Linked DNA regions of Mus musculus: all the other regions are linked to region 3. A link is a loop called in an ENCODE intact Hi-C map of the cell type or tissue named here. Cell type or tissue: left cerebral cortex. All regions are shown on one strand. Links, peaks and the distances in the headings refer to the core of each region. The heading gives the core; the rest is flanking DNA.

Region 1 (8,077 bases), core at 1,846-6,845, 260 kb after region 3:
GGAAGGAGACCTCAGGTCCAGATACGAAAGGCCTGGGGTGTAACACTAAGGAATTTGAGTTATGTGATAGCCAGGTGCTACACCTGGAATGGATTGTAACACTCCCTCCATTTCTGTTCCCTGCAGGCTGGCTGCAGAGTCTCTGTGAGTTGAATAGCATTCGGGCTTTCAATAGTGTGTCACAGATGTCATTACAGATAACCAATCACCACTAGGGCTGGAGAGATGGCTCAGCAGTTAAGAGCACTGACTGCTCTTCCGAAGGTCCTGAGTTCAAATTCAAGCAACTACATAGTGGCTCACAACCATCCATAATGAGATCTGACGCCCCCTTCTGGGGTGTCTGAAGACAGCTACAGTGTACTTACATATAATAAATAAAATACATCTTTACAAAACCACCACTAACTGTAAGCTAATAACATAATGCAGCATGTGATTGTGTCTCAGCCCTTCCAGTGATCTGTCTCTTACTGAAGGTTCATAGAGCCAGGAGGGAAACGCTCCAGCGTGTTAATAGAGAAAATCTCAATAAGCGATGTTGAGGATTTAATTTTCTAACACACTCCTATCCTAAACGCTTAAAACGATGATGTGTTGACCCATGCAAACAATAAATGCTCTGCAAGCAGGGATTGCCAAGCACTGACTCCGACACCCCCTGTACTGGCTCCGTGATTTCTATTCATGGCTCCTTCAGAGCCAATGAGTTTGCTATTTCACTGTTGTATTTACAGAACATCCTAGATCCCAGACTTAGCAACCTTTGAGAAATAGAAAACAACCGAGAAGAGGAGTCTCCTGTCCTCCCTTCATCCTTACATGACTACAGCCACAAGGGTGTGTGCGGTAGCTGAATCTTGCATAGCTTTCGTGACTATAGATTGGGTGCCTCCCTCCCTCTCCTGTTCCACAGGATTATTTTTAAGCCTAAACGTCAAAAAGTAATTACTTTATGTGTGTGGATATTTTGTCTGCATGGATGACTGCACCGCGAGTGTGCCTGGTGCCGACTGGAGTCGGACAGGGTGTTGGATCCTCTGAACCTGGAGTGACAGATGGATGGTTGGGAATCACTGTGGGAGTGCTGGGTTCTCTAGAAGAGCAGCTGGTTCACTTAACTATGGAGCCAACTCTCAGGACCCTATTTTCAAGACCATTGCTTCTTGGTGTGGCGGCTGCTAACTTCTAAGGGCAAACCTGCAAAGACAGGGTGCCAATGCGAGGAGACCCGACAGTCTAATGTCCTGGCTGTGAGATGCTTGGAGGAGATATTCACCACACACTGTTTAAACCTCAAGATAGCTATCACTATTCCTGGGGGTTCACTGCAGTACCCCAAGGTGTATGGCGCACAGTTTGAGAACCATATGCCTACGAACCATAATAGGCATGACCTCGAAGCTTCACGGCCTCCTAAGAGTGCCCTTGGCAGCTCCCTTCCTTCTCTCTCCCTGGTGCATGAATATGAACGGTGTGGTGCAGATACACATGGGTGTCTGGGCGCTCACACTCTTGCCTCGCTCTCTGCCAGCCCAGCGGGAAACTTGGTTATCCTGTGGCTAACCTTCTCATTCATCCTTTGAAGGTGAATTTGGAGCTAGACTTTCAACTTCAAAGTACTTGAAAAACTATCTGGCAGACCTGCCTCAGTGGGAGCTAGAACCTCTTGTTTAGTTCTGTTGGTCCCAGTCCCCTTATGTAATACCGTTTCTCCCCAACGATGGCTGTGAACTACCAGCTTTCACAGATAGCAGCCATGAGAATGCTTGTGGTATTTTTTTTCTCTTTCCAGTATGGTCGGACTCCTCTCCACCTTGCAGCCAACAACGGGATCCTAGATGTGGTCCGCTACCTCTGTTTGATGGGCGCCAATGTGGAGGCTCTAACCTCGGTGAGTACCAGGCAGGGGCAGGTGTCTGGCCTCAGAGAGCCATGGAAACTTCTTGTGCCTCAAGGGCACAGGGAGAAAGGTATTGCCTGGCAACTGCATTCTAAAGCAGACAGGCTGCTATTAAGCTCTAACCCTCTACTGCAGTTACATAAACATTTGCCCACACAGACCTAGTTTAATATCTAGTTAATGTTTCATCCTTTCTCATCTCGCCAGCCCCGCTCCGCCAGCGACCCGCTGGTTCACACTGGCCTTTTGTTTACCGTGTTACACAACAGTGCCTCTTAGCTTTCTATTCCACGTATGGATTTCTCTTTCATAAGTGCTTCCCGTTGGCCCCAGGGTACAAGAGGCCCAGTGCCCTGTGGGAGGAGCTGGATCCCCTGTGTGGTCTTGGGGGGTCATGAACAGCCTGGAGGCAAAGGGCTGGTGTCTACTGTTTAGAGTCCGCCTTTGCTGCTGGGATTGAAAATTATTTCTAAGTAAGACATAGTCCATTCCTCTGGCTTCTCATTTCAGGCTTAGCGCTGCCCTTCCCCCTTCCCCCACTCCTCAGAAGAAACCGTTTGCTTCATATTTCATAAAATAAACACCATAGATAAGAGTTTGGCCAACAAGGTGAAGTGGCAGTTCAGTTGTAGCCATGAACTATTGCTTGATATGTTGCTGGGCCTAAGGTGGGTTAATTACTTGTGTGTGTGTGTGGTCTTGACATTCGAAGATCTGAACTTTATCGACAGTCTTGAAGGAGAGCACATGGTGTTTGATGTTGCACCTTACCTAAGGCTCTGAGGTTCTTGGAGATCTTCAAAGTCTTAACCGAGCTGGCCCTTAGAGCTCCATCTAGCCTGCCATTTGTTTTGGTAAATGAAATTTCGCTGAGGCACAGCTATGCTCATCCATTTATATAGCATTGTCTTTGGCTATCCATGCTGCTGAGGCCCAGATGCCTGGCATGGTCCTCCAGAGTGTGTGTGTGTGTGTGTGTGTGTCCCTGTCTGTGTGTAGGTCTTTGCAGTACCGTTAACTCTCAAGATGTAACGGGCCTGTTCTGTGCAGTACTGGTCTCTGCAGGCACAGATATGAGCAGTGTGTGCAGGGAATGCACACATTTCTCAGGATGCTTATTTACCCCTGCCACACAGGACATTTTAGGCCTGAGGTGCCTTCATTAACCTTTACCCACAGGTTAGCTATCCTGCAGTAACACATCACATGCATTTTTATATTTATTATATATTATATATCTATTGTATAATATGTGTGTATATATATCAGATGATGCCTTGTGGGAAAATAAAAACCAGGGTGACTCTGAAGATGCTATCAGCTGTTGGATCCAGATGTGTGTGCAGTCTCTGGTCCCTTTGTGTTGCTCTGTGAGCCCATGCCCCTCCCACCCCCACCCCCCACTCTTTCCCGCAGTGGCTGTCTTCTCTGCTCCCGCCACACCCTGCTTATACTGCCTTCCCGTCTCCCACCTCTTTCAGCTTCTAGAGAGACTCATGAGTGTTTCCTGTCTGTGCTTAGCCTTGTCATTTACTCAGATAGATGCCCCACACAGAGAAACTTCTAGAAAATGAGAGAGGGGCACTGATCAAAGAGTCTTGACCATCAGTAGGCAGGGGGTGGAGCAAGAGTGATGTCAGATAAGGGTGGGGACTGGGAGGTGGGTGAAGCTGACTTCTCTGCTGCCTCAGCTGAGCAGTCAGGAAATGGGCGTGGCTCGTGCAGTCTGGCAGCTGAGTAGTCAGGAAGTGGGCGTGGCTCGTGAAAAGCATTAGGTTAGGAGGCCTGAGCTTGGTGACCACCCACTCTTGTACAGATTACAGGGATCATGCTAGAAGCAGAACTGAGAGGCTCCCATCAGTAAGCAAGCCTGGTAGGCATCTGGCCTCCTAGCAGGGGAAGCAAGCATCCTCCTCTTTCAGCAGTGATGACTTTTTGTGAGGAGTGGGATAACCGTGGACCGGGGACATCACTTAGAGACAAAGGCCAAAGCATGTCTGTCCTTCTGAATTTTCTAGCAGTCGCATTAAAGAAGCAGCAGACGAAACGGCTTTCAGCAATGCGTGTGAAATCTCATTTCAACAGGAGGAATTTGAGAATATTAATATTTCTCATATTCTCTTATCGGTACGGAGTTTTTAGTGCCTTGTACGTTCTGTACTGACAGCCGTCTTTTCAGAATCACATTTCAGACCCGTCCCTGCGGATGCTGCCCTGTGGGACAGCCAGCCAGAGCCGTAACTTTTTTCTGGCTTCTGAGATGACTGTACAGATAGCATGTGGCACCACAGCACCCCCTAGTGTCACCTTTATATTCTGAGCGCTCCTGGCTTCTCCTCTACCACCAACTCTGCAGAGACTCTAGTCACCTTTTAGGAGCTGCTTTTTTTATTCTGCACCTCTTCCTCAATGCCTTAAAGGCACCCCATGAAGCCATGAGACGGTTTGATGGGAACTCTTAGTTGGAGGTACAGTGTCTAGTAAGGAACTCAGTTCGGTCCAGAGCAAAGGAGAAGTTCTAGCTTGCCTGTTGGATCCATCTCAGGACTTTAGGATACATAATAAGAATGGGGTGGAACACACACCTGAGCCAGAGTTTCAGCCTGGAGAGAGCATTCATTCACAGCTTGGCAATTTTGTCCCCAGAAGACACGTGGACTTATCTGGAGACGTGGTTGATTTTTAAGCTGGAGGTTGAGGAATATCACCAGTGCCTTGGTAGACCACAGAGGTGTTATTCACATTGTATAAGGCTGATAATGGCTTTCCACAGCAGAGAATGACATAGTCCAGCAGGGCCAAGATTAAGATTTGCTGGTCCAGAGAGGCCCCATATGTATCTCAAGAGCAACTTGAGTGGAGGAACTGGGAGGTTGGCAGGTAGACAAGATGTCCCAACTCTTCATGGGATGACTTATTACAAATGCAGATAATGAGACCATAGACTTTTTTTCTTCTCTTAAAAAGGTGTCTTCATTTTTTTTGAAGATTGAATTTTAGGGCTGTATAATACTTTAGCTGAACAGTGGTATCTATCTCCCTTAGTGTAGAGGGGACATAGCCACAGCTCCTGTCCCCACAAGGGACTGTGATATCATGCAGTTCATGTGATCCGCTGCGAACTTGATCAGGCTTGGACCGGAACGTTCTCAGGAGATGTGCATGTTCATGGTATAGACATAAGAGTAGGTCCCTTCATATGAAACCACAGCTCCATGAAAAGTCTCTAATCAAACAGTAAATGTCACAGTGCTGTGGGCCCTTAGGTCTCTGCTTTGTGTTTTTTCAGCCACCTTAAATCAACCTGTGCTAGACTAAGCGTCCTTTGGAAGGTACAGTAGTTACCAGCCACGGTGTAGAGCGAGGACCAGGTTTGTATGTGTGAGAACTGAAAGAGTAGACTGCTGCCATAGAGACAGAAGTTCCATCGGGGATGGGATAGTCAGAGGAGAATGAGTAAGCTCTGAGTCTATGCACTCAGCATCTTTCTGTTGACACCTCAGGACACTACTGCATTTCTTGCTCTGTCATTTTTCCTTCCTGAGCCACCAAATAAAATAAGGTTTCCTTAGATGAGAAAACAGGCCAGGACTTAGAGTTTGTCCAACTTTCTTTTGACCCTGCTGTGCCTCCCATTTCTTCGCTGAACTAGCATGTTGAGGTCCCGTGCAGCTCTGTGACACTGATCATCTGTTTCCTACAGGATGGAAAGACGGCCGAGGACCTCGCCAAGGCAGAACAGCACGAGCATGTGGCAGGGCTCCTGGCAAGACTGCGGAAGGTGAGCCTTCACCGGAGGTCCTCAGATTGTTCTTATGTGAGAAGTTCTTGGTGTTTTCCTTACTAGAAGGAGACATTGGACGTAGGTTTAGGAAGATCATCTTTCCTTGTCCTGTCAGTTGGCACACACACATAAATGTCTAAGGGGTTTCTTCTACAGTTGTTGTAAAGACAAATTTTCGGGCTGGAGGGATGGGCTCAGTGGTTACGTGCAATGGTTGCTCTTGCAGAGAACCAGGGTTCAATTCCTAGCACCTACACGGTAGCTCATTTGTAAGCCCTGTATTTACAAGATACCCAGCACCCCCTGCTGGCCTCTTCGAGCACCAGGCATGCAGGCCATGCATGGACAGACACACAAACTAGTTTGATGCTCTTCCCACCGCTGTGCTGGTTTTGTTTACCCAGCCCTCTCTGTGCCACCACCCCCACAGCGGATGGGGAAGAACACTAGTGGTGTCCCTTCTCCTATTTTGTTTTGAGTTTTCAGGTATCAGTTAATCTCCTGTTTATCAAATCACAGCACTGTAGAGTTTATAAAAACAGAAAAATAAGTAAACACAGGTGAACGATTTACAACCCACATGATATATCAAGAGACTAAAAAAAAAAACCCAAACCATTTTGGCTAAGGTATCTATCTGTTTGTTAACACACAAAGATGTTCACTGAAGTTCTATTTAAAATGTAGTAGCAAAAGTTAGACAGTCGGGTTACCAATATTTATGTGTAGGGAGTTGTCATAGAAAACGGGTATTGTTTGGCTTTTAGAAATACTTACAAAGAGATAGTAAGTACATGAGTTTCTAGGCTGAAGCAGAAGGATACATTTTAACCCTTACCCTGGATCTGGGGATGTAGCTCAGTTGGTAGAGAGCGAGCTTATGGAGTATTCAGGGAGACTTGACTTACATTCGTAGCATGGAGAGGTGCTGCTTGCTGGTTTTTTCCCTGTGGCTTGCTCAGCCTGCTTTCTTATAAAACCCCAGACTACCTGCTCAGGGGCAGCATAGAGGGCTGGACTCTCCCAAATGGATGGAGAAAATGCCTCACATGTCAGTTTAATGGAGGCAATTCCTCAATCGAGGGTCCCTCTTCTGAGGTGACTATAATTTATATAAAGTTAACAAGAACTAATAAGCCTAGGTAGCCTGGATGCCCCATAAAACTCTTGCTGGATGAACTGGCCCATTGCTCATCAGCTCTGTGCCTTAGCATCTGCATCCGACCCATGGGACGAGGTGCCAGCTCAGAGAATGGTAATGAGCCCCGAAAGACGTCTTGAGAACAGCACCTGTACACACTGAGCACCGAGTGGCTTCCTTTGTGCTTGGCACAGCACCCTGAAGAGCATTTTTAGAATGGACCATTGCAAATGCGGTGGGGGCCCTGAACTTCTGTGACTGGCACTGACATTTTACATCCCCAGGGTTCACAGGGGAGGATGTTCCTACCAGAACACCAATCCTCAAAGAGATTGAGAGGAGTTAGTGCAAATCCCATATCACGAGATCTCTACATCCTTGGTCTTTCTGTGGGCACGGGGACTTTGTGGTGTTTATTTCCAGCCAGCCAGCCTGGGGACATCTCAGTGAGCCTGCGCTGAGCCACCCTGCCTAGTCACAGATCACAGTGTGCTGAGCTGGGGCTTCTGTTCCATCAGGCAGGATTTTATAAATGTCTTGTTCAACAGGACACACTTACCTTCATTGTCGTCCACGTGACTCTAGGCCTCAGCCTTCTGGTGGGAGGCAGAGCTCTGCTGATCCATTCTTTCCTTCAGATCTCTCAGATTTAAAAAAACTAAGTCCTGAACTGCGATAACTCATCAGCGCTGGAAGCACCCGATAGATAGAAGATTTGCTTTCGGAAGTCAAAGCAACGGCACTGGGGAGTGAGGACAGAAGCCACCAGTGTCTGCAGAGAGAGAAAGGCCAGGCATATGTTTACGGTTATCAATTCAGTCTCCAGGAGGACAGACTGTTCAAAAAGAGCACAGTTCAGGGAAGAGGGGAGGCTGCAGTGTCCGCTGTGGCCATGCTCCTCAGTAGTCTTCACCAGGGTGCTCCTGCCATTCATTGCAGGTGGGCGGTACATCCTGTCTTTGCAGAATACTTCTGTCCCTGGCCTCCAGGCCCGTGCTGTAGTGCCTTTGTTTCTCTTCTTTCCTTGTGTGGAAACCAAAGGAAACACACTGTGCAGTGTTCTCTGCCTGTGTTAGAGCCACTCACGAGAGTAGTGGCTCATGACGCCTCCCTCATTTGGGTACTGTACATTCCATGTGGTCTCTGCCTAGGGAGTTTTCAGAGGTTTTCACCTCCTGGGAATGTAGTTTTGAACTTTTGCCGTGAAGGAAATAGGGACTGGCCTACGGAAATAGAACCAAAGCCATTT
Region 2 (8,077 bases), core at 1,846-6,845, 340 kb after region 3:
AGGAAGTCTGGTTTGACCTGCCCCATCGCCACAGAATCAACACTCCCAAAGTATACTTGGCCAAAGGACCCTTAAATCAGTGTTCAGTCAGCACTACACTGTTCCTTTATACTTTTACTTTAATGTGGTGTTCAACCTGTGGCCTCCATCCCGAGACTGCACATCATTGAATAATTTGGCCCTGAGGTGCACTGCCCAAAGCTTACTGCTTATTCATTGCAGCACGACTCCCTGTCTAAAGCCCTTGGCAAGAAGCAGTTGTTCTCTGCAAGTGGCTACTGAAGATGTGGGTCTGCCCAGTTTCAGGGTGTTGGCCACAAATACTTTCCTCTTGTAGAAGAAAGAGGATGGCTATTTTTAGTTCCATTTTATTCTGTTGGGTCATTTAAAAAAAAAAACTCATTAAAAACTTCACAGTGGGCAATGACTTCAGTTCCTGCCTGCCCATCTTAGGCTTCCGGGTCTGACTTTGAAGGGGAGTATAGAATCTTGGTGGTCTGGATGGCTCTTATTTCTTCTTCTTCCTCCTCTTCCTTCTCCTTCTCCTCTTCTTCTCCTCCTCCCTCCTCACTCCACTCCTCTACTTTTTCCTTCTTCCTCCTTCTTCCTCTTCTCTTTCCTCTTCATTTCCTCCTCCTCTTCTTGTTTTTCTTTTTCCTGTTGCTCTGTTGCTCTCAAGCCGTGTGATCTGAGGCCTCCTCTTTTAGGCTGCACAAGCTCTTATTACCTCCACACCAGGACCTGAAGACTTTTCCAAGTGTGATCCCTTATTTAACTAAAATGTGATGATTTATTGTTGATAGTCTGCTTGACCTAGGTTCCTCATCAGTCAACTGTGTTACGGATACTTTCAGTTTCACGACAATTCATGTTGATTTAGTGCAATTAAGTTAGGTGTTATTTTGTCTAATCTGGCTGTGTCTATAATGTCGTCTGTGTGTCTGTCTATAATGGTTGCCTTGGTGAAGGTGAAACAAAATTAGATAGGAACACTAACTGTCCAAACAGAGATTTATCTACATGAGGGGCCTTGGGCTTCTGAAATAGCAAATGCTACATCAAACACATTTAAGGGAGAGTTTGTTACTAAGGTATGAGTGCATGGCTGGAAAAGAGGTGACCACTGGATATCTAGTGGTTCCATATCAGAGGAGCACACAACACAGCTGGGAAGGAAGGAACCCTAAAAATAATTCCAGCAGCTGAACATTATGGTGGGTAATGACTGGGATGAAAAACTAAAAGTAATAAAAAAAAAATTAAAAATATTTATTCACTTTACATCCCAATAACACCCCCCCTTTTCACCCAGTCTCCACTTCTCACAGCTCTTTCTTCCATTTTCCCCTTCCCAGGGGAGGGTCCCCAGCCCCCATACTACCCTTCCATCAATATCCTTCCCCTCCATCCCCCGCAACATCAGTTACTACAAGACTAGGCACATCCTCTCTCTCTGAGACCAAAGAAGGCAGCCCAGTTAGAAGAAGGGGGTTCACAGACATGCAGCAGATTCAGGGACAGCATCCAATCCAGTTGTTGGAGGATACACATGAAGATCAAGTTGCACATCTACTACATATGTGCAGGGAGCCAAGTTTTGGTCCATGTTCTCTTTTTGGTAGTTCAGTTTCTGGGAACCCCCCAAGGGTTCAGGTTAGATTCACTGTTGATCTTCCTGTGGAGTGCCTCTCCTCTATGGGTCCCTCAATTCTTCCTCTAACTCTTCTACAAGACTCGCCAAGCTCCATCTAATGCTTGTCTGTGGGTCTCTGCATCAGTTTTTGTCAGCTGCTGGATGGAGCCTCTCAGAGGATTCTGTCTGCAAACAAAGCTGAGTATTGTTAATAGTCTCAGGGATTGGTTCTTGACCATGGGATGGGTCTCAATTTGGGCAGTCTTTGTTATCCATTTCCTCCATCTCTGTTGTAACTTTGTCCCTGCACATCTTGTAGGCAGGATATATTTTAGGTTGAAGGTTTTGTGGATGGGTTGCTGCCCTTATCCCTCTGCTAGGAGTCCTGCCTGACTAGAAGAAATGGCCACTTCAGGTTTCATATTCCTCACTGCTAGGAGTTTCAGCTAGAGTCACCACCATAGCCACCCTGGGGTCTCCCCCAGTCCTAGGTCTCTGGGATGTCTTAGAGATGCTTCCCCCCTCACCCACTGTCAATTTTTGTTCTCTATTCTCTGTCCTCCCTACATGTGATTCCCCAACCCTGTCCCACCCTCCTCTCCATCGCCTCTCCTACCCATTTTCCTCCATCCATCCACCTCTGATATTTATCTTATTTCCCCTTTTGAGAAAGATTCAATGAGCTTCCCTTGTTATTTGGTTTCTTTGGGTTTATGGCTTATAATGAGTTATCCTGTACTTTATGACAAATATACAATAATATGCATGTCCTTTGGGGTCTGGTTTACTTCATTCAGGATATTTTCTAGTTCCATTCATTTGCCTAAGAAATTCATTATGTGCTTGTTTTTATGGCTGAGTAGTATTCCATTGTGTAAATGGACCATATTTTTTATTCTTCAGTTGAGGGACATCTGGGTTGTTTCCAGTTTCTGGCTATTATGAATAAAGCTGCTATGGACATAGTTGAGCAGGTGTCCTTGTGGGATGGTGGAGCATCTTTAAGGTATATGCCCAAGAGTGATATAGCTAGGTCTGGAGGTAGAACTATTCCCTTTTTTTGAGGAACTATGAAATTGATTTCCAGAGTGGTGTACAAGTTTGCACTCCTCCCAGCAATGTAGGAGTGTTCCCCTGGCTCCAAACCCTCGCCAGCATGTGCTGTCTCTTGAGTTCTTAATCTTAGCCATTCTGATGAATGTGAGGTAGAATCTCAGAGTTGTTTTGATTTTCATTACTCTGACACCTAAGGATGTTAAACATTTCTTCAAGTGTTTCTGGGTCATTAGAGACTCTTCTCTTGAGAACTCTCTGTTTAATTCTGTACCCCACTTTTTAAAAAATTGGGTTGTTTAGTTTGTAGGAATCTAACTTCTTGAGCTCTTTATGCATTTTGGATATTAGCCCTTTTTCAGATGTAGGATTGGTTCTCAATCTGTAGGCTGTCATTTTGTCCTATTGATCTATAGAAACCTGAAAACTAGTGTTTCTCATGGTGCTGCTCACAATAGCCCCTGTAGAATCAGTCATGGGAGCCATGAACAGAAAAAATGATCAGAAAATGTGATATATATATATATGTATACACACACACACACACACACACACACACACACACACACACACACACACTTAGGTTTATCCAGCCATAAAGACAAAGGTCACATGTATTTTTTTTCTATGTAGAATCTAAGTGTGGGAGAAGGAGTTGAATATAGAAGAAGAGTTACTATATATTTGGAAGGAGACAAGTAGGTAGTAGGAAGGTCAAGAAAGAGTAAATAGAAAAGGTGGATTAAGGCAGGTGGATTTCTGAGTTTGAGGCCAGCCTGGTCTACAGAGTGAGTTCCAGGACAGCCAGAGCTACCCAGAGAAACCCTGTCACAAAAAACAAACAAACAAACAAACAAACCAAAAAAAAAAAAGACTGAAGAAAAGGTGGACTAGATCACAATAAGCAATGTCATAATATACAAGGATGCAATGCTAATTAAAAATGAACAACTTAATCTTGTTTGCATTAATTATCATGATTTATTTATCCCAATCTGCAGAAGCACTGCAGACTGCCACATTTTTCATGGAAGATTCATACAATTTCATCTGTAAATTTAAAAGAGAAAGGTAAACATAAAAATTTTAACCTCTAACCTAGGAGATAGAAATGTAGTTGTTTTCCAAAAAACTTAAGAACTCAGTGAGAACAACACAGTTACTAAACTACTCTCCTGATTATGGCAATACTACTCACAGTGCTCAAAATATGGAATAAATCTATTTATCAACTAAGGAATATGTAAAGAAAATGTGGTATATCTGCACCATGTAATACATTTTCTTCTTTAAAAAACAGATCTGGTCTTTACCAGTATCATTAATAGGTCTGGAGGACCCTAAGTTAAGGCACAGAAACTCAAATACCACAGAACCCCACCTATGTATGGAATCTAAAAACTGAGTTTGGATGTGCAGAATGGAGAGCTGTACTGGGTACTGGAGGTGGGTAGAAAGTTTCTCATATCAGTGTGCCGGAGACTTGAAGGATGGGAAGAATTAAGGAGGAAGAGAGGAGAGAGAAGAGGAAGAGAACAAGGAGGAGGAGGAGAAGGAGCAGGAGGAAAGAGCAATGGGGATGACAGATATTTGATAAACCTACCTTTTAAAAAGTTTTTTATTAGATATTTTCTTCATTTACATTTCAAATGCTATCCCGAAAGTCCCCTATACCCTCCCCTTGCCCTGCTCCCCAACCCACCCACTCCCACTTTCTGGCCCCGGCATTCCCCTGTACTGGGGCATATGATCTTCGCCAGACCAAGGGCTTGTCCTCCCATTGATGGCCACCTAGGCCATCCTCTGCTACATATGCAACTAGAGACACAGTTCTGGATGGTACTGGCTAGTTCATATTGTTGATCCTCCTATAGGGTTGCAGACCCCTTTAGCTCCTTGGGTACTTTCCTTAGCTCCTTCATTGGGGACCCTGTGTTCCATCAGATGACTGTGAGCATCAACTTCTGTATTTGGCATACCCTCACAAGAGACAACTGTATTAGGATAAACCCATCTTTTACCGAATAAAGTGAGGTGATGTGTGAACATATCCCAGGGGACTGGGATGTAGATAACTTGTTTCTAGAAAGGCGCTAGCTCAGAATCAGTACATTGTCCTGTGGCGACCTCTTCTGGCAGCTGTGCAATGCGAGCTACAAAGGCCAGGCGTTTATGTGGTGGGTATTCGTTTTCTTTAGGGGAAGTGAACTTTGGTTTTCCAGAGCACAAGTCCCTCGCTGGACACTGGAATCTATTCTGGTGTCTATCTGGGTGAGGGAATGCCTCACAGGATACCTGAGAGTTACTGCTACCATGTGGTGGGCAGAACCTCCTGCAGATAATTATGGAGTAGACTTGGGATCCTTGGGCTCATTGCCATGCACATGAGATAGGCCAACTGGGATGGCTTGTGCAGGCTCCACAATACACCCACCTTCTCAGTGTGTGAAGTTGGGGTCCTTCTCCTGATCTGCCTCAGCTTTGGTGTTCTTGTTCTCCAAAGCAAGGAGGAGAATGAAATGCTTCCAAGTCACAGATTCTGCCTCAGAGCCTCAGCACTGGCATGGGCCAGGCCTTAGCAAATAGATACCAACTTGCAAGTGCAAATGGATACTGCCTTGGATAGATTGGCTCCAGGGTCACAGCTTTGCTGATGTTGGACTGGGAACTCAACAGAATGGCAAGTGGCATTTTCTCCAGTTTCTCTTTTCAGGAGTATTTTTAAAGGAGGGAAGATGGCTATTCTCTTCCCTTAGGTGAACTGGTTCTGAAGTGGTAAGTGTCATATGGCAAAGAAGATAAGTCACATGGGACCTCATTACCCTTCATAGTAGTTTTTAGCTTTCTGTCCATGTACGTTTTGTATAAGGAAAAAAATGTCTGTGAGTTCCTTTTGTCCATTTATATCAAACGATGCTTTATATAACACATATTCAACATTTTACATCAGCACCTTCAGCTCAGGTTAAATTATGTTTCACAATTGAAAATCACATATCTTAGTTATGTGCACATTGCCAAGCAACAAGATTAAATGCTTTGCCATAAGCATCATGTGACTACTTAGGTTCTGGTACTGGGCAAGTGCACAATATACCCTCTTATCAACCTTCTGCTATGCAACGTGTTACTAACTGTAATCTCTCTGACCTATGATTGCTCCATCAAGATTATTCCTCATGTCTTTTATGTCTATATGGAGTCCAATTCCACAGGTGGACACACCCTGTAATGGTTCTTTGCCTTCCTTCTATGCATAGAGAATAATGTATAAAGGGATTGGGAAGAATCCAAGAGCTGAAAGATCCAGAGAAGACATGTGAGGTATATTTAGGGCAGGATACCGCCATTGGAGATATGACCTCATACTAGCTGTGGTTGCTTGTATGGGTTCATCCCAAGGCCAAACCCATCAGTAGCCATGGTGGAGTCATGAGTTCTACGACTCATTGCTGAATTATGTGTATGTGATGGATTCTTGGGGAGAGACAATCACTGCCTTCAGTTGTGTGCCAAATGGTGAGTCTACCAAGCTCCAAAACAAAATGAACAGGCACAAATCTGGGAAAAATAACAAATTCTCCTGATGGTGTGGACAAATTACTATAGGCAGGCCTGTAAACTAGTCTGGCTAGTATAGAAGCTAGTGGGGAAGTAACTGAAAAAATGAACACTAGACCTGCTGGAAGGACTCAAGGCAAAACTCAGCTATGTGCACAGCAGCAGTCATTATAATGCTGCTCCCAACAGCCAATTGATGGGACCAGACTGGCTAAAGAAGCAATAAAGGCAGTAAAGTATATATGGAGGATGGGATAATTTTAGCCATAAAATATAAGTATTCTATCTGTAGGAATAGAGGTTGTCTTTTTGATACTAGTGTTCATGAACTGTAGTACCAGAAAGATCATCGCCTTTCCTTTAATTCATTCTTCACAAATTTTATACAGATACATAAAATTGTGTATTTTTCTGTGACGTGAAAGTGGAGGTGAAACTGTCTTAGGTGACAAAGTGGACTAAGAGAAGAACGAAGAAATTTCTCATGTTGGTGGATTTGTAGTGAAATGTCTTTAACGTATATGCACACAGTACCATGTAAATAGCATGCAATGAAAATTAATAGTTATAATAAAGATATAGACTAGTTTTATCCCAAACAAGTTAGTGCAACAGAAAACTTGAGTCAAAAGATGAACAGCAAAAGGAAGGCATAAATAATATAAAAAATGTTTGGAAAACACGAACACAGCAGGGATAAATATTACCTAGGGTAAAAGGTTTGAATGTAAAAGAGTGCACAGTCAAAAGATATTGAGTGGCTGAACAAATAATTACTATGATCAAAAAAAGGGAATTTACTTCACATGTAAAAGCCAAAATAAAGTCTGAAAGTGAAGGCCTAGGAAATTCTCACATAAATGGAAACCAAACACAAGACAAATTTGAGCAAATATGATGGTTAATAATGGTTGTCAACTTGACTGGATCTGGAGTCAGCTGACAAAAGCCACGGAGAATGCCCAGGAGTATGAAGACTCATCCTAAATGGGGGCAGCACCTCTGTGTGGCAACAGAGGGTAAAAAAAGAAGAGAGGGAAGAACACTTGACTTTTAACCTCCTTGCTATGGAACAGCGGTTCTCATGGGTTGTGACTCCACTGGGGGTCAACTGATCATTTCACAGGGGTCACATATTACACATCCTACATATCAGATATTTCCATTACAATTTGTAACAGCAGCAAAATTGCAGTTAACTAATAGAAATGAAAATAATTTTATGACTGAGGGTCACTACCACCTAAGGGAATATATTAAAGGGTCGCAGCATTAGGATGCTTGAGAACCTTTGCTTTAGCTCTGGCTGGCAACGTCATCTGTCCTGTTGTTGCTGCATGCTTTGCTGGTGTTAGAGTCAGCTTTTTGTGTAGGTTCCAAAGCAGACTGAAGACCAGTAGTTCTCCAGAAAACCTCTAGGCTTTTGGTGCCAGACTGGGCTTGCTGAGCTTTCTAGCCTAATGGGCTGTGCAACCATTGGATTCTCAGTCTCTCTGGCATGAGACAGCCATTGACAGACTTCTCACACTGTATCGTGTAAGCCAATCTAATACACTCTCCTTTAAATATATTCAATCTCTCTGTTCATCTCTTCTCTTCCCTTCCTTTCTTCCTTTCTTCCTTTCTCTTTCTCTTTCTCTTTCTCTTTCTCTTTCTCTTTCTCTTTCTCTTTCTCTTTCTCTTTCTCTCTCTCTTTCTCTCTCTCTTTCTCTCTCTCTTTCTCTCTCTCTTTCTCTCTCTCTTTCTCTCTCTCTCTCTCTTCTTTCTCTCTTTCTTTCTTTCTTTCTTTCTTTCTTTCTTTCTTTCTTTCTTTCTCTTTTAGGAAACCAT
Region 3 (8,077 bases), core at 2,117-7,116:
AATTTTCCACTGATCTTAGATGGGCAAAAACCTGTGGAAAGTCTATTGCTTTGTTTGGGGCTCTTATTATTATTATTAAGTCAGGATTACACCACAAAGGCCATTTTGTATGGAAGGGTCAACGTGGTTTTCCTGAAGGGGCTGATGGGCGGGAGAGCTGTCTACACAAGGGTTCAACATGTTGCTATGCACCAGCTTCCGCATTTTTCCCAAATCTTTTCATTTATGTGTGGGGGTGATGGGTATGATTAATATACAAATGGGCACACTCATGCATGCACTTGTGTGTGCTGTTGTGGACACATCTGGAGGTCAGAGGTTGAGTTTCTTCTGTTTTTCTGCTTGTTATATTTTGTGACAGGATCTCACAGTGGAGCCGGAGCGTCCCCTCTTGGCTAGACTTGCAGCCAGCAATTCTCTAGGTCCCTCCTGTCTCTGCCTCCCCATTCCTGAGGTCACACAAATGTACTGCCATCCCTAGCTGTTCACACAGGTGCTGAAGATTAGAACTTGGGTCCTACGCTTGTGTGGCAGTCACTTTATCCACTGAGTCATCCTCCAGCCAATCATTACTGAAAAACCAAACATCAGCCAATGTCAGTTGGCAGAACCAGGGAAAGCCATCAAGAGGACATAACAGAGATAGCATGCTCAACGTCCCAAGTTCATATCTAGACAATGAGTTGTCTGCATCCCTAAGACTAACAACAATAGTACAACAGGATAAAGATGGTATCTTCATTATCACTGTATTTCAATATTTAATTGATTGAGAAACATTTGGCGTCCTTCTCCATCAGTATTTCAAAGTACACACTCTCCTCATTTCTTCCAAAAGCCTCCATTTTCTTGTAAGAGGATTTAAATAATTACATCAGGGAAGCATGAAAAGAAAGAGTTGATTTTCAACTCTTTAAACTAGGAAAAGAAATGCATTTTTTAGTTCCCTAGAAATAGGATGGTTTTGACACTTCTGTGAGTGTCTAAGCCAGACTTGGCAAGACAGATTCCGAATTCCCGTTATACAAAGAATGGGAGATACTTCGAGGGGGGATCTGGTGTGCACAAAAGAGAAGGGCTTCTTTGGGCTCTGAGAGCCCATGGAGTGGGGAATGTGATTGTTTGGTTTAACTGTCGATCTAGAAACACATGCAAAGAGTCTCAAAAGGGGGCTGTCTAGATTGCCCCTCCTGAGTTTATCTGTGGGAGGTTATCTTTTGTTTGTGTTAATTAACGTGAGAAAACTAGACCTCAAAGGAGGGTTTGAGTCCTGAATTGTGTAAGAGCAGAGAAAGCAAGCTTAGCAGAAGACCTGGGTCCCTGCTTTCTCTCTACTCTCGACTGTGGATGTGTCTGGCTGCTTCAGGCTCCTGCCTAGATTCTGCCACAGTGATGACCTGTGACCTAACATGTGACTGGAAACTCTTTCTCCCCTAAGATGCTTTTACTCGGGATATTTTGTGACAGCAGCAAAATGGAACTGAAGCAGGAAATGTTGAAGACAGAATGAAGAAGCCCATCACAGTTTCTCGGCTGTCTGTCCTGCATTGCATCCTAGCTGTGGGTGGACATGGGAATAGTGTTACCAGCCATGTTTGAGGGATTCGTTCATTAGGTACTGCTGCATCCGACACAGTAGAACATCTGTAGATAGTGAGAACCCCTTACTGTGTACAGCTGTAGAGGAGCCAGGAATTCATCTCTCCTTCCACAGAAGGATTCAGTGCTTCTGAGAAAACCTGTGCTGACCTACATTTTCTATGCATGGCTTGGCATGAGATCATGGAATCCACTGGATGCTTGAATCCCATGAGCAAGCTCAGACAATAGCATCCCCACCTGCAATTAAAGATGTGGAGGGAGGGCAAGGGACTCCAGGTCTTCCCTTCTGTGCCAAGGTTTCGGCTCTTCCCTTAGTTAGCAGGAAGCCCTCTGGGGATGGAGGAGCCTCAAGAAGGAATCTGAAATGCTGAGTGGTGTGTTACCCTTCCTGGGAAGACAAGTTCTGTAGCAGTCACTGAGGCCAATGACACAAGTCCAAAGTGGTGAAAGAATGAGCTTATGGGAGTCGCAGTAGGGAGAAATGCAGACAGATGGATGGAGGTCATTTATAAGAGCACCAAGTGACTCAAAACTTCATCACTGAAAAGTCCCACCCAAGCTTGGATAACGTCTCACACAAACACAACCTCACTGGTGTTCTGCCCCTTCCAACCAGTGTCTTCCATCTCCTGTCTATTTTAGCACCATCCTTGGAGAACAAGACAGGAGTGGTAGCTAGCATCTCAGGTAGGGGCCCATGGACAGCCACATTTGTTTGTGTGTTTGAACTAGTGAATATTAACATTCCCGACACTGACACTGTAGACCCAATGCAATGGTGAGTTGGCATTGCCAACATAACTAGATTTAGAATCATCAGGAAGGTGAAGGACACTTCTGGTGGTGTGTTACCCTTCCTGGGAAGACAACTTCTGGGAGAACGTAGGATCTGTGCAAGGGTTTACTACTTTCTGGTTCCTGATCCACCAAAAGGTGAATGCGATGAAGCTTTATGTTCCCGTCACTACAGATTAGAGAAGGCCCCCCAACATCGACTGCACCCTCAAACCCTGAGCTGAAATAAACCCTTCCTCCCTTTGTCCACAACTGTGAGGAAAACGACATCTTGTGCTTTCACTATATTCTCTGGTTTATTCTGTCACCGTGACTGTGGAGCCGGGTGTCCTGTGCATGTCTACAGCCTCTCTACTCAAGAGGGCTCCTGATACCTAGGGGAGACAGCCTCATTATGACACAAAGGCGGTTGGACACAGGTGCCTCTGGCTTCTTTCTCATCTCTAGCACTTGGAAGGCTTGTAAAAAAAAAATTCAGTGACTTGAAACTATAAAACCTGGATCTTCTTCATACCATAGACTGTACTCATCAGACAGATGTTCCAAGATTCCCAGTGGATGCCCCAAACCTTGAATGCTACCAAACCCTTACATACCAGGTTTCCCTCTATATATACACACATGTACAAAGCTTAAATAGAACAGTACTATCGCCCATTCATGAAACTTACATTAATATGACCCCAGTCTCTTGAAAGAGATAAGACAATATCGGGATGATGAGGACTGCAGACTTGTAAATGAGACAGACCACTGGGCAGCTCCTTCTTTAATTCTTGTGTTTGATTCCTGTGCCTCATGAGAAAAACCGTCATCATCTTTGTTTTACAAAACTGAATGTACCTGCTGCCTGTAACATAATGTTTTAAAGAGTATCTTGTGGCGTGACTCACCTGGCTAATTAACATATATAGTGTGCCTTGTGTTGCTTTCTATTTGTGGCGAGAACATGTAACACACGGGTTCCTTAGCATTTTCCAAGAACACATTACAGAGCTGGGTATGACTCCATGGCAAAACATTTGCTTAGCGTATTCTTAGTTCCAGGGTCAAGAACTGAGAACAGAATGTTGTCCAGGTAAGGTAGTACAAACCCACTAAAGGAGGGCTCCTTCTGGTTACAAGGGGGGCATCTCTGGCCTGCGTGGAGACCTAACATTTCGGTTAGCCTGTGTCAATCACCTAGCCAAGGGACCACCCTTCAGGAAGGCCATGTCACCCCTGGGATTCCCAAGATCCCACCCCTAGCTGCATGTCGCTTTATAAGTCTATCTGCTTTCTGAATCATTCAGAAAATCCTAGCTTCCCCTCCTCATTTCTGTCTCATGTCTTAGGATGCTTTGCCAGCACTTTGGGCTTCTTCAACATTGTGGTCTGCCTTACTCTTTTTCTAAAGCCTCCCTCTCTGCCATGTGGCTGCTTGTCCACATGGCCAACCGTGGTTTTCCCTTTCTCTCCTCAAGTCTTCTCCTCTCTGAAGATGCAGAGGTGACAGCTTGCCTGCTCGAAAGGGATGCTCTCTTAAACCCTGGTAAAACTGTCTCAAAGCCGTATGTGTTCATCCATTCTTAAAGTTTTAAAGGTTTTGAAAACCATGCGCAGGGCTATTTTGCCTGGATCTGTGTCTCTGTCTCACTTCAGCGTTTGGTACGCACAGGGGCTAGAAGAGGGGTCAGAGCCCTTGGAATCTGAGTTACAGACAGTTGTGAGCCATTATACACGTACTGAGACTCAAACCTGGATCCTCAGCTCCCAGTGCTCTTAACCACAGAGCCACTTCCTCGGCCCCCTTTTAAATTATTTTATTAAAGAGACTAAACGCCCCAAAGTACCATCTGGTAACCAAAGAGAGGCTTCCCAAATGCCAGTAACAATAGTTGGACACACCATACTCCTTACCACAGTCTTCGAGTTACCATGCGCAACGGTTCTGTTCACATGTTCACATGTAAGATTTCCATACTCGCCACTGATTTTCTGAACATCGGTGAACTCTAAGGGTATTCCTGAATGTAGTCTGGGAGAAACCGAGTCATCATTACACTTTGACTTTATAATAAGAAATCAAACTTCTGGGGCACCTGCTCTGCAGGACCATCGTCCATCTCCGATTTATAATACTGTTGTCCATAAGATGGGGCCAAAGAGCCACAAAGCGTAACACCCCTCTGGAAGAACCAGGCTGCTTCAAGGGCTAAATCCCTCCATTTTCTGGAAAAAAAAAAATGTGACAGAGATGGGGTGGGGCGGGGTGGGGGACCCCTGAACTTGGCTCCCGTGGGTCTGTCTGTCTTTCCTGTTTCTACCACCCAACTGACAGTCCACAAGGGTGAAAATGGATACGGAAACTGTTTCACCTGGAAGGATTTCTGCCAATTTTTTAAACACAGAGAACCACAGAGAAAGTAAACGAAGAGGCTCCAATGCGCGAACAACTGTCAGTGGTATTTACGAGGGAATAAAGCTCCGGCCATCACAAAAACCCAGATTGCCAGAGCTCTTGATCGCCGGTTTTAATCAAAATGCAGCCAGCTGCCTGTGTTTAATGTTAATTGTGGAGTTCTGTATCTCAGCCAATCACTGCACTTCTGAGCTGGCACCGTGACAAAAACAAGCCAGACACCAAATTCTTATCCTGACTCATTTGGCTGAGGTGGGGTAGGGTGGGGTGGGGAGGGGTGGGGTGTAAATCACTTACAGGTCTGGTCAGTGTTGGTATGAAGGACTTAGCTGGTTTTGTAATGCTAAACAACCTCTATGCCTGACATTTTCTTTCCGTCTTCAAGATGCACCTGCAGTGCAGTTAGAAACCTACAGAACCCGCAGTTCGCACTTCCTGCTACCAAAAGGCCATGTAGCATCTTCGTGAGATAATGTTTTTATGTTGGGGTCCACTATTGCCCAGAGAAGCTGCTTTGCTTTGTAGCTTCCTCTACTCCCTGACCAGTGCCCTGGGTTGTAATTTAGAGAAGTTTCCCTTTTCTCTCAGATTGCTTAACACTCCAAGCACCCAGCCAATCCCCACCCCCACCCCCACCCCCACCCAGCGGGAGGGGTACCTCTGGTCTGGAAGGTAAGCAATGCAGATGAGCTGGAGTGAATGGAAATGTCCAGCAAGAAAAATAGAACCCCTTTCCAACTTCCCACAGTCCTGTCCTCTCTCCTCATCTCCATAAATGGTTGGTGAAATAGATGTCTTCCTGACAGTCTCTAAAGGAGCTGCGGGTTTCTAGAGTTACCTCAGGCACGTGGTGAGTGCACAACGAAACCTTCTACAGCCTTGAGCCGGACTCAAAGAGATCTGACAATGCAAAGACAGTGTCAGTGATTGGCCGCGATGCTTAGCAACTAGTTTGTCCCTCTCTGGTCTTTTACATATAGACTGTAGTTAATATTTAAACAAATGTAAGCAGACCCACGGGTTGATTAAATTAAGTCTTCTCCAGCTCGATTTACATAACTTGCAGTAATCAGAACGGGGAGAGAGAGAAAGTGGAACTGGGCAGAGAGGTACACTTTGCAGTCGTTTGGAATCAGGAGTAATTGCAGCGAGCTTCTAAGTTCTGCTGTTATTGAAGGAAGGCCCAATTGGCTGAGGCTAACTGTAATCTCAAAATATTAACAGATGTGAGTTGCTGAGCTGGCAAGTTAAAGTCTTAGATAAACAAGCAGGAAAATTATAAACAAGAAGAAAGAAAAGCTGGGTTAAAGACCTGAAAACCTCATGGAGATTCACCGTGCCACTGGGTTCTAGCCTAGCCCCCGGAAGTACATTCATTTAGCCAGTGCTAACTTTGTTTTACCGCAGAAGCCGACTCTCTTTAAGACAACCCCCATCACTCCAACCCTGCCTGCATGCCTTTATACAGGACTAATCCACCATACAGGGCAACATCAGACGCCCTGCTGTCTCTTTGCAAATTGGACAGCAGCACACACCTCAGTTGTCTTAAATTGTACCTTTCCAAGCTGTTCCCTGATCACCTGCGGTCTCAGGGACAAGAAAGAAAAGAAGCCACGTGGCGGGCACAGTGCCACTGCCGGCTACTTCATCCCCCCACCCCCAGCTCACAGCGCCCGCGCGCCTCCACTACTTCCCAGGAGTTTCTCAGAAACGGAAACAAAATTAGCCCTAAATGAAGCACCTTGACTGGAGCAAAGAAACAAAGGCCAAAGGTGGAAAGCAGGAAGGATGAAAGCAGCGACTTCACCGGCCTTGGACGGGTTCAGTAGGAGTTTGAGGTTAAGTAGACGTGGATAGTTGATGCAAAAGCTGCTGCACAGTCTTCTCGGTCCTGCAACATTCCGGTCTCCCAGCAACCCCCAGGGGGGCAGCCTTCTCCTCTACAGCTCCTTTACCGCAGGAAAGGGAAGTCTTTCTTAAGGCAGTGGCCAAGAGTTGTGCAAATTGATTTTATAGGTTACCTATCAAAAACTAAAGTTAAGATATTCGACTTTAAGCCAAGCCTAGCTACACAGATCTTTTTCCCCCTCTTTGAATTTTCGAGACAGGGTTTCTCTGTATAGCCCTGGCTGTCCTGGAGCTCACTTTGTAGACCAGGCTGGCCTCGAACTCAGAAATCCGCCTCCCTCTGCCTCCCGAATGCTGGGATTAACACAGATCTTTAATCCCAGCATTTAAGAGAGGAAAGCCGGAGAACCAAGAGCAAGCTGTCAGGGACCTGCGCCCACGTGGGTGCCTCATAATCATTTGTAACTTCGGGGATCCACTGCCTCAGGCTTCGGAAGGCGCCTGCTCTCCTCTCTCTCTCTCTCTCTCTCTCTCTCTCTCTCTCTCTCTCCCTCAGCTCACTGTCCAGGAGGTAAAAAATGATTTGTCAAAATTAGAGCAAAGAAAGAGCTGAAGGGTACTGTAGATCATTAGGTTGAAAACAGGCACACACACACACACACACACACACTGAATTAAAAGTAAAAGGAGTCTTTTCTAAAAGAAAAAACAAGTTCAAGGTCAATTTTATATTTAAAAATTAAAACTTAAAATAATAAGCAACAGGCCTGGAGAAAGGTTGAGCCCTTATTCTTGCAGAGGGCCCAGGTCCAATTCCAATCACCCACGTGATAGCTCCCAACCATAACCATCCATAGCTCTGGTCTCACCCTCTTCTGGCCTCCTCGGGTACTGTATGCACGTGGTGCGCAGGCATATGTGAATGCAAACACTCATACCCATAAAAATAAAATAATCTAAGCAGAAAAACATTTGAGTAAGAAGCAGTAAGTTGGTCCTAGTTTGCATCTCTGTTGCTGTCATAAAACATTGACCAGGAGCATTGTGAGGGGTGCGGAGGACCGGGATATATTTCATTTGCAGCTCACAGTTTATCACCCACCAGGCCGTTTCTGCATCTCCCTGTATTCTCTTTATGCAACTTCTATCTCTCTGTTTATCAATGGAACTTGCCCATGTGGCAGCAACAGAATTTGCATCTGTCATTAGTTCTAACAATAAGCTATTAATGCAAAATTAATTCTATAGTTTGGTCTTCAGGAATGCCTGTGAGTGAGGGGGTTGGGGGCATGGCCGTCGGGGTTACTGTGCTATCAACACTTGGTCCACATTCCTTAAGCCTTCTTTGTTCTGTTTTGGTATGTCTTCCAAAGCAGAAGCCCACCTTCCATCTCCCTTCAGGAAACTCTTAAAAATGTTTCTCTTCTC

Evidence for each region. A loop is a pair of places that touch in the nucleus more often than their neighbours do. Peaks named below come from ENCODE experiments on the same cell type or tissue, not always from the same donor. Only the 100,000 strongest peaks of a DNase experiment are listed, where the experiment ranks them.
Region 1: a loop joins it to region 3, with 7 times the contacts of the local background. A loop is called at or near these places in 33 of 42 quality-filtered maps.
Region 2: a loop joins it to region 3, with 2.8 times the contacts of the local background. A loop is called at or near these places in 3 of 42 quality-filtered maps.

Annotation. Positions count from the first base shown.
Region 1 is chr13:60,734,449-60,742,525 of GRCm38, forward strand. Dapk1 (death associated protein kinase 1) reads left to right here. Exons shown (of 26, transcript NM_029653.3): 18 at 1,796-1,894; 19 at 5,607-5,684. Among named protein-coding and RNA genes, the nearest start is that of BC051665, 48 kb to the right of the region's middle. In left cerebral cortex, for the core only: CTCF peaks have their summits at 4,212 (motif pointing left) and 5,994 (motif pointing left); DNase peaks (open chromatin) are centred at 3,646 and 4,189; H3K27ac peaks cover 485 bases.
Region 2 is chr13:60,814,859-60,822,935 of GRCm38, forward strand. No RefSeq gene overlaps it. Among named protein-coding and RNA genes, the nearest start is that of Ctsll3, 16 kb to the left of the region's middle. In left cerebral cortex, for the core only: a CTCF peak has its summit at 4,817 (motif pointing left); a DNase peak (open chromatin) is centred at 4,828.
Region 3 is chr13:60,474,624-60,482,700 of GRCm38, forward strand. No RefSeq gene overlaps it. Among named protein-coding and RNA genes, the nearest start is that of A530001N23Rik, 30 kb to the right of the region's middle. In left cerebral cortex, for the core only: a CTCF peak has its summit at 4,530; DNase peaks (open chromatin) are centred at 3,890, 4,528, 4,957 and 6,415; H3K4me3 peaks cover 483 bases; H3K27ac peaks cover 345 bases.